Linked DNA regions of Mus musculus: region 1 is linked to region 2. A link is a loop called in an ENCODE intact Hi-C map of the cell type or tissue named here. Cell type or tissue: left cerebral cortex. All regions are shown on one strand.

Evidence for each region. Peaks named below come from ENCODE experiments on the same cell type or tissue, not always from the same donor. Only the 100,000 strongest peaks of a DNase experiment are listed, where the experiment ranks them.
Region 1: a loop joins it to region 2, with 7 times the contacts of the local background. A loop is called at or near these places in 1 of 42 quality-filtered maps.

Annotation. Positions count from the first base shown.
Region 1 is chr11:101,440,044-101,445,043 of GRCm38, forward strand. Rpl27 (ribosomal protein L27) reads left to right here and starts at 2,202. Exons shown (of 5, transcript NM_011289.3): 1 at 2,202-2,413; 2 at 2,680-2,762; 3 at 3,458-3,627. The coding sequence starts at 2,682. In left cerebral cortex, a CTCF peak has its summit at 2,135; a DNase peak (open chromatin) is centred at 2,248; H3K4me3 peaks cover 1,080 bases; H3K27ac peaks cover 588 bases.
Region 2 is chr11:101,550,521-101,555,520 of GRCm38, forward strand. It overlaps Brca1 (breast cancer 1, early onset), which reads right to left and starts at 1,435. Exons shown (of 23, transcript NM_009764.3): 1 at 1,249-1,435. It overlaps Nbr1 (NBR1, autophagy cargo receptor), which reads left to right and starts at 2,134. Exons shown (of 24, transcript NM_008676.3): 1 at 2,134-2,435; 2 at 3,468-3,578. In left cerebral cortex, CTCF peaks have their summits at 1,381 and 2,423; DNase peaks (open chromatin) are centred at 1,544, 1,779 and 2,177; H3K4me3 peaks cover 2,632 bases; H3K27ac peaks cover 1,620 bases.

The DNA.
Region 1 (5,000 bases), 110 kb before region 2:
GTCTGAAGACAGCTACAGTGTACTTACATATAATAATAAATAAATCTTTAAAAAAAAAATTAAAAAAAAAACTGGTAGGTAGGAGAGAGCAGGTGAAATGTATTCTAGAATTGGTAGGTGAGGGAGCCTGGTCTATTCATCACCTTGGGAAATGCTACCTCCTGCTTCAGAAAATATTTTAATTGGAGCCAGGGATGGTGACCCAAGACTGGAGTCACAGATAGAAGAGGCTGAGTCAAGAGGATTGCTGAGTTCAAGTGCAGCTTGGGGTAGACAGTTTAAAAAAAAATATAAAACCATTTTTAGCCAAGGAGTGGTGGCGCACGCCTTTAATCCCAGCACTTGTGGGGCAGAGGCAGGAGGATTTCTAAATTCAAGGCCAGCCTGGTCTACAGAATGAGTTCAAGGACAGCCAGGGCTAGACAGAGAAACCCTGTTTCAACCCCCCCCCCAAAATATTTATTGGATACAGAAATGCAAGTATAATCCAGATGTGGTTCCAGGACTCACGAGGCTGAGGCAGGAGGATCACTGAAAGCTGGATTCCAGCCTAGGCTATAATGTGACTTCCAAGCCAGCTTTAGCTACAGAGTAAGACTTTGTCTCAGAAATTAGTGCCAGCAAAGTGGCTTAGAAGTGGAGAGCACTACTGCTCTTCCAGAGAAGCCCAGTTCTCTTCCTAGTACCCACATCAAATGGTTCACCACAGCCTGTAACTCCAGCTCCAGGAGATCCAATGTCTGTGGCCTATGTGGGCATCATATTCTCACACATACCCACATATCAACATACACATAACTGAAAATAAGTCCTTTAAAATGAACTGAAAAGGGGGCTGGTGAGATGGCTCAGTGGGTAAGAGCACCCGACTGCTCTTCCGAAGGTCCAGAGTTCAAATCCCAGCAACCACATGGTGGCTCACAACCATCTGTAACAAGATCTGACTCCCTCTTCTGGTGTGTCTGAAGACAGCTACAGTGTACTTACATAAAATAATAAATAAATCTTTAAAAAAAAAAAAAATGAACTGAAAAATATTGAAGTAATAATAAATAGGGGCTGGAGAGATGATGGTACTTAGAGCAGTTTCTGCTCTTGCAGAAGATCTGCAGAGAACCCAGGCTCAATTCCCAGCACCCACACAGTGACTCACAATCATCTGTAAAACCAGTTCCAGGGCATCCAACATTTTCCTCTGACCTCCTTGGAGAATAGACACTCATCTTGGTGCATATACATACATGCAGGCAAAAAAGCAAAATACTCATACAAAAAAATAAAAATAAATCTATCGAGGCCAGCCTGGTCTACAGAGTGAGTTCCAGGACAGCCAGGGCTACACAAAGAAACCCTGTCTCAAAAAAAAAACCAAACCAAACAAAACAAAACAAAATCTAAATCTCAACATATATGTGTGTATATATATATATATATATATATATATATATATATATACAAATATATAATATATATTTTAATTTAAAAATATATTTTAAAAGCTAGGAGTACCACATGCTTATTGTAGTCAATATCTGACATCATCGGGTTGAATGTTGGAGATAAGGATACTGTCTGATCTTTTCCATTTTTCATTTTTCATCTAACTGTGCGCGAGGAGGTCATTTTGTTTCTTTTTTTTTTTTTTTTTTTTTTTTTGGTTTTTCGAGACAGGGTTTCTCTTTATAGCCCTGGCTGTCCTGGAACTCACTTTGTAGACCTGGCTGGCCTCGAACTCAGAAATCCGCCTGCCTCTGCCTCCCAAGTGCTGGGATTAAAGGCGTGCGCCACCACGCCCGGCTGTCATTTTGTTTCTTATGGATAATAATTTTAAATTATTTAAATTAAAATAAATTGTAATTTATTTACCTATGGAAGACAGAGTCTATGTAACCTACGTTGGACTAGAACTGGAACTCTTGTCTCAGCCCCTCAAACGATGGGATTACAGGTTTATGCAGCACACACACACACAAACACACCCCCGCCCACCACTGACACACACACACACACCCACACCCCCCCACACACACACCCCCGCAAAGCCCGGTCTTACAAAGCAAAACTGTGAATTTCAGACTCTGTCCTCCTCCTAGTGGCAGAGTAGGGGACTACAGCAATGAAGGGGACAGAACAGAGCTCACATTCAGGTGTCATCCTCGCTCCTCCCTCCACACGCCGGAACCGGAACGCTCTGTTCCTGTCTGCTGCTCGTGCTGCTAATAAAGCTTGGTTCAAAAACGCAGTGCCCGACCCTCCCTGACGAGCTCCTTCCGCCAACAACTTTGACCACCAACCGTGGGGCATGGCTGGGCCTGGGAGGCGGGACAGGAAGTGAAGCCACCTCTCCGTAAGGTGAAAGGTTAGCGGAAGTGCCCTCCTTTCCTTTCTGCTGGGTGCCGGCTGCCTGCTGTCGGTGAGTAAAGGCCTGGAGAGGGTCTTGCAATCCGCCGCCATCGCGGTCCCGGGGTCGGGTTGCTGGGCTCATTCGGACTCTGAGCCTCTGGCGGCTTCACGGGGAGTCGCATCCCTCGAGCAGGACCTCCGGGCCGCGTGGCGGAGTCGGCAGCGGGTGATCTAAAGTCGCGGGCCTACGACCGGGGCTCGCAGGTAGACGTCGGCTCCGGGGCCTTCCGCTTTACACACTTGTGAGCGGCTCCTTCCTTGTCTTTGTCTCTGCAGAGATGGGCAAGTTCATGAAACCCGGGAAAGTGGTGCTGGTCCTGGCCGGACGCTACTCCGGACGCAAAGCCGTCATCGTGAAGGTACCAGACCCCCGGGGCTCTTGAGACTGCTTGCATGTGCGGATTTCGGCTGCTGGATAAGATGAGCCGGATGGGAATTTAAGATCTGTCCTAACAATAGGCACTGGCGAATGCATAATGGGTAGTAATGGTGGCCACTGTGTATTGTACATATTACAGCTGTGGTGTATAGTTCTTGCAGTAACTTAATTTCCGGCACTAAGGTTTCGAGGTGTTAAGTTACTTAAGGTCAAAGTAATGGGTGCTGCAGGCAGCTGAGAGGATGTAGGATGGGAGACACTACTTACACTTAGAGAGCATCCCCTGGGTGTGTTTGAGCGTTTTGCTACTTGCCTCTTACCAGTTTTATAAACCCTTGTGGTCCTAGCCACAAGACCACTGGCCTCTCCAGCTTCCTGCTCCTGTCATTTAGCTAGAACCGGTTAGTTAGGCTGCCCGCTTTGCAGTCTGGGCTTTAACCTTAACTAGCTTCATGGGGGAAGGTGTTAGGGGTCACTTTGAGTGTTAGCCTTGATGGACTTCTAAATCTCCTTGTGACAGGAGTCAACACTGGCTAACTCAGAGTTACTGTCCTGTTGACTCTTAGCATTAAAGGAGTAATCTAGAGATGTGGAGGGTGTATTCAGTAAACATAGTTTTACTAAGATGGGGCCGAAGCAGTAACGTGACTTTTCTTTTTCCCTTTTCTCGTCTAGAACATTGACGATGGCACCTCGGACCGCCCTTACAGCCATGCCCTGGTGGCTGGAATTGACCGCTATCCCCGGAAAGTGACAGCTGCCATGGGCAAGAAGAAGATCGCCAAGCGATCCAAGATCAAGTCCTTTGTGAAAGTTTATAACTACAACCACCTCATGCCCACAAGGTGAGCCTTCCAGAAATGGAATTGCAAGTTCACATCCTCCTCTGAGGAAGAGGCAGCCTTGTGGTTGCTGTGGAACAAGAAAGGGCCATCATATTCCCTTGCTCTTTCCTCTCCCGCCCCTGGGATCGTCTTCCCTCCATCTTGAGAATGCTAAGCTTGTATAACTGTAACCCAGCAGATACAAGACCCTGGGTTTGACCACAGCGCTGTTAGGGGAGGGGAGTAGACTTGATAGAGTCTGTAGTTCATTAATCTTTCTGCATCCGTTTTTGTTTGTCTTTTAGCACAAGGCTATCCTCACATTCGGAATCCTGTGTTCTGGGTTTCAGGTGTGAGCATCCTGTCTCAGGTCCCTTTCGTTTTCTGTTCTCCAGCTTGCCCTTATTAAGTGCAGGTTGCTGGATTTGTCTTCTAGGGTACGCAGGACAGGGTCTGGTCTGCCTTCCCTCACCTTTGTACGAGATGGTTTTCTTTGGGCTGTGAGACAGCTTAGGGCCTGGTGTTGGTGACCGGAGTTCAATCCCTGGAACCCGAATAAGGGTGGAAGGAGAGGGCTCTGTGCAGTTTTGTTTTGAACCAGGATAGAAAGAAAGCTTAGTCATTAGGATACTTACTTTTGTGGAGCTGCTGAGTTTAATTTCCAGAACCTGATGATGTTAAAAGGTTCCAAGCTGCTATACTCCATCTCCAGATCAGACACCCTTTTCTGGTCTCCAGAGGGAACCTGTACTCGTGTGTACGGAAACACATAGTTAGGATTTGTTTTTTCCCACATAAGTTCAAGGCTAGCTTCCACCTGCCTCTGTTGAGTGCTGGGATTAAAGGGATTTGGCACCACCACCCAGTTAAATTGTTTTTCTTTGGGTGGTTTTGGTGTTTTGATGGTGGTGTTTTATGTATGTAGATGTTTTGCCTGTGTGTATGGAGGCAGCATTAAATGCTAAGAAATCCTAGGTGCTGACAGTTGACTACTGTACACCCACCCCACCCCAATCTCTGTGGTAATGCACAGTTAGGATCCTAGCATTTAACAGGCTGCAGCAGGTGGATCTTCCAGCCAGAGCAGTACGGTGACAGGTCTTTCGAACAGTCTCTTTATTACCCTTGAAGAGACTGTGAGAATTGAGGGGTCCTAAGCTACATTTCTTGGGACCCGACAGCATGTGTCGTCAAGATTTGTTGCTGGGGCTGTCTGACTCTTAGGGTCATGCAAGTTCACTCAGCTCAGGCTAGTCTGAGGTCTCAGCTCAGCCCCTGGGGTGCTACAAGTGTGTGCCATACCTGGCTAAGGAAAACCTAGCTGGAGAGACAGCCAGATATTGCATTGAAGGGAAGGTCTGGTGTGGTGAATCTTACCTCTTAAAAGGAGTTTC
Region 2 (5,000 bases):
AGCAATCTAAATTCTCTACTCTTTGATATGAAAGCCTTCCTTGGGTCACTTCCTTTCTTCAAGGAAAAAAAAAAAAGCTAAAATGGAGTGACTGGACAGAAGTGATATATATATGAACTTTCCCCAGAGTCTGGTGTTCTTTTTCTTGCTTAGAATCAAAACCAGTGGTGTCATACCTATAGTTTCAGGGACTGGAGAAGTTGAAGGAGGAGGATGGCTTGGACTCAGAAGTTCAGCAGTCTTTTTGGGCTAGTTTGGGGAGGCCAAAAGATCAGATATGGTTGTTTCAACCTGTACTTTCAGCATTCAGGAAGTACAGGCAGGAGGATAGAGTTCAAGGTCACCTAGAGCTACACAACCCAATTACAGAAGGCCCTGTCTCACAAACTCTAAAACTAGCTGAGAATGGTAGTGGATATCTTTGACCCCCTCCTCCCCAGAGACAGGGGCAGGTGGAGGAGTGTTTAAGACCAGCCTGTTCTATTATACACAGCTCCAAGCCAGCCAGAGCTAATATAAATGAGACTAGACTCTGTCTCAAAACTAATCAACTACCCAGCATTCAGGAGGCAGAGGCAGGTGGATCTCTGTGAATTCGAGGCCAGCCTGGTCTATAGAGCTAGTTCCAGGACAGCCAAGGCTACACAAAAGCCAAAACCAAACCAAACCAAACCACCAACATAAACGCTAACCAACCAAACAAAAAAGAAGCACACATATTATTTTAAAAGTCGCCAAAAGGAACACTTAAAAACTGCTAAAGCGTCTCCACCCTACCTCTTCTGGATGTTTCCCTGTTAAGGCTCTCTTTAAACACGTCTTCTCTGCCAACAGCATTCATTACTATTGCCATTCCCTTATGTACTTCCCTTCTAGAACCTTCTGTGAAATGTACTCGGGTCTAGTTCTTCAGGAGTTTCCCTCCACAAACTCCGTTTTTCCCCCCTCTTCCCTGCCACACTTCTGCCCGCCTTTCCTCTCATCCTTTAGCCCGCATCCGTATACAACCTTCAAGATACGATTACAGCCAGAACTCCCCCTCGTAGATCCTTTGCCCTCTTCCTCACAGCTGCCCCCGGGAATGCACAAACTGCACCCTTCCCAAGAGTCCTGTTTGAAAACGTCTGGGACCCTTTGGTTCCGCCCCAGGTACTTTCCTAATCAGTAAACACCCGTCTCCACCAGCAGCTTCCTGCCTTTCATATGAGTATTCCGGGGTACCCTTTCTGTTCCTCAGGGCTGTCTCACCTTTTCTCCGAGAAAAAAGATCCGTACTTCCAAGCGCCGAGGACGGAGAAGCCCCAAGAGAGGTGCTGGATCCTCTGGCTGCACGGGCAGCGGCCGCGCAGCCGCAATTACAATCTATCTAAAATTCCCGCGCTCTCCGTCGCCAAGGAAACCGGCCGCTTGGCGCCTAGCGCTAGCCTTTCGGAACACAAGATCCAGACACGTCAGCGGAAGGGAAGGGAGGAGCGAGTTGGGGGGGGGGGGTGCTGAAACTGTTTCTGGGTTTGCGATTGGCTACCTAGTCTTTTTTTTTCCTGTATGTCGTCACTAGAAAGAGACGGAAGAGAAAGAATTTCGAGGTTTCTCTTAGGCAGCCCCTTCGCATCTACGCCTGCTTATTACGTCACAGTAGTTCTGTACAAAGGGTGGGAATCGCTCCCTGAGGCCGGAATATGAGCGCAAGGTAGTGCCCAAAGCAGTTGCAAAACGAGGTCTCATCCCTCCCTCAGCCTTCCTGCCATGGAAGTCTCCAGTTTCGGTAAATAAGAGACTTGTGTAAGAAGAACTACCAATTCCAGCATGCATTGCGGAACGAAAGGCCTTCTCCACAGCATCTCTTGGAAAGTGTAGTCTTACGGGAAAAGAGCTTCTCACACCGGAAGCAGGCACGAGTACCACAGGAACCCAGTCGGTACAGCGGAGACCTCCTCGCAGTTATGCGTCTTAGCTGCTATGAATCGCAGCGTTCTGTGTTCGTGTTTTGTGCACAGAAAATAGACTAAAAGGAGCTGTGGGTTCCAGGAAGACTACAATTCCCGTCCAGCCCCGCGATTCTCGGGTAACTAGTCCGCCAATGTCAGTGACCTGGGAAAAGCAGAGGGTGGCCAATCGGCTTGGGAAAGGGAAATCCAACCAGCTGACTTCTGCGCGCTAGTTCCGCCCCTCGGCCTGGGTGTTTGTTATTGTTATGCGGTTCAGAGAGCTTCTGTCCCTCCCTTGCCAACGCAGCACTGACCAATCGGTAGAGAGGTTATTTTGAGGGGCAGATAGAAAGAGCCAATCATCTTGTGGAAAACTCCGGGAAACATGGGACTAGGCCCGGTCTCTGTCCGCCATGTTAGATTCACCCCGCAGGGATAGCAGGCGAGCTGGCCGCGAACGGTCCTTGCACTGGCCACTGGCAAGCGCCCCCCGTGGGCGGAAAGCTGGTAAGGAAGCTACCACTGTTACCTAGAAGTAGGGGCACGCCGTTCTTAGAGTGCTCGGGGAAGTTCAAGGGGAAAATCTTGCAAAGAGGAGTGACTTTCCGTGTTCAGGGGCAGCCAGTCTTTTCAGTGACCAGATGAGGGAGTCGCTTGGGTTGTCATCGATAGTGGGGGGTGGATACTGCCTGAGGGAGACAGTTCATGGCTTAGAAGGGCCAGTTTCTGCTAAGAAAAGGTCTCGATCCCCCCCAGAACATAAAGAGGGCTTCGATGGTGGTGACACTCACTGTCCTGGGGACATGGAGTTCCGGGAAACCATTACTGGAAGACTGGGATTAAGTCTGCGACAAGAAAGGACATACATCTTCCTCATTCTGTCCCTTTCCTATTTTTAAGGCTCTATTGAAGGAAGATATCTTGAGCTAGGACCTTCCAAATTAGAAAGGCATCGTTTTTCCCGTTATGTCAAACACCCACCTTTCAGATGACACATTTTAAAACTCAGGTTGCTTGTGCCAGCTTCTGGTATAGAAAATGAAGTTCAGATTCCCAAATTGGCTTTATTAAAATTATTTGTCGGGGTTGAAAAATAATCACGTGAGGAAAAGCTGACTTAGCCACATGAACGTGAGTCAATAGGTATGAGTTTACAGTGCCATTTAGGAAAGTGCAGGCTTAGGCCCAGCTACCTGACTGCTGGAGGTAAACCTTCAGGTATAGATGTGGTTAACTGTACTTTTGATATTTTCACAAGTTCAAGATGATTGCTCTGGCTGAAAGAATTTTCACACGTAAGCCCTTTATGAAGACCTGTATATTGGCCAGCTAAACTAGAACCGCCTACTTCCTGTTTTCTCCCATGGGCAGAACAGCTGGTTGCTCCAAAGTATGGAAACTAATTCCCACTTGTGTAATTTCAGAACGGGGAAGAATAGTTTCCTTCCAGACAGAAAAGAGTGGAAGAGTATTTCTTGAAGTTGGAAAGTGTGTTTCACAATTTTTACATTTTGGTCACTTTGTTTTTCTGGTTTAAAGAAAAAACAAACAAACCAACCAACTTGAACGTGCTGGGGAGTTGCTGGGGAGTTGATGAGCCAGCGTCTGCCTAAATTTTACAGCTCCTAAGAAGGAAGAATTGCATTTCAGGTAAATGCATGCTGGTTGTCAGCAGGGTGGGTGCTAGAGATTAGCATTAGCTTGGCATCGAAGTCAATTCTAGATAAAGACAAGTGATGGGAAAAAATGAATAATTGAGTATATAAAATAGTCAGAATTAAGAATACAAGGTTCTTTTGTTTCAATTATTTATTTTGAAACCGTTGGTGTTTTTGTATGTCTGTAGGAGGGTGTTAGATTCCCCTGGAATTGGAATTACAGACAGTTGGAAGCTGCTGCACGGGTGCTGGGAATTGAACTGGGTTCTTTGGGGGGGTCGGGGGGGGGGGGAGGCTGAGCCATCTCTCCAGCCCTACAGGCTCTTAAAATGACAGTTGTATCCATAGTACAACACTCTGAAGGCAGAAGCAGGCAAATCTATAGCAATTGCCAGGCCAGCATGGGCTGCGGAGTGAGAGTATGTCTCCTTCAAAAATTAGTAAATAATAAACTAGAAGCTATCTTAGTGAAATAAAGAATTGTTTCTGTTGATAAGAATTTATACACTTTGTGGTGCTAGAAATGAACCCCACAGCTATGCACATAATTGACTGGTTCGGCCTTATTCCCAATCTCCTAGGCCATAATTTTATTAAATTCCTTTGGTAACACTGTTAAGGTCATCAAAATAGTATTGTTTTTATAGATTAAACAGTTGAAGCTCAGAGATAGTGTTTCTCACAGCTCTATGACTAGTCTGTGGTGGAACTGTGTCTGGAACCCTGAGTCTTCCCGCCCCATGGCCTCCCTTCCTGTGACATTGGAAAAGTCTAGGACTTAATCTTGTTTGCCTCTTGTGTGTGGAGCAGAATCTGGCCCTTTCTAGATGCAGATTTAAAAATGTGCTGAATATTTTAAGAGGTGACCTTTTTTTTTTTAATGCCAGTGAGTTTACTTGTAGCGTTAAACAACTTAAACTACCTTTTCCCCTAAAGTCACAGATCATCAGTAAGCAAAGTCCTTCATTAAAGTCAAACCGACTTTAATAATAGATAAGTGATTAAAGAATTACCAGCTTCTTAGGTGTGATAATGGTGGGTTTTACATTTTTTTTCTCATAAATATTTACGAATGAAAGGATGAATATTTTGTCAAGAGAGACATTGTCATGAGACAAGGGTGTAGCTCAGTGGTAGAGTGATTCCCTATCGTCTAGACATCTGTATTCCATTTGCAGCCCCCCACACACAACTGAAAGGAAGGAATACTGGATAACTAAATTAGCTCCCAGTTGGATATTGTGGAAGCTAGCTGATAGGTCCAAAAGGACTCAGCAAGTTCCTTTCTTTACTTTTATATACCTTTAAAATTCCCCATAAGTGATTGTAAGAGGTTCTGGTAGATTGTTGTTGTTGTTGCTGCTTTGTTTTGGTGTTGGTTTGTTTGCTTGCTTATTTTCTGGAGACTTAGTGT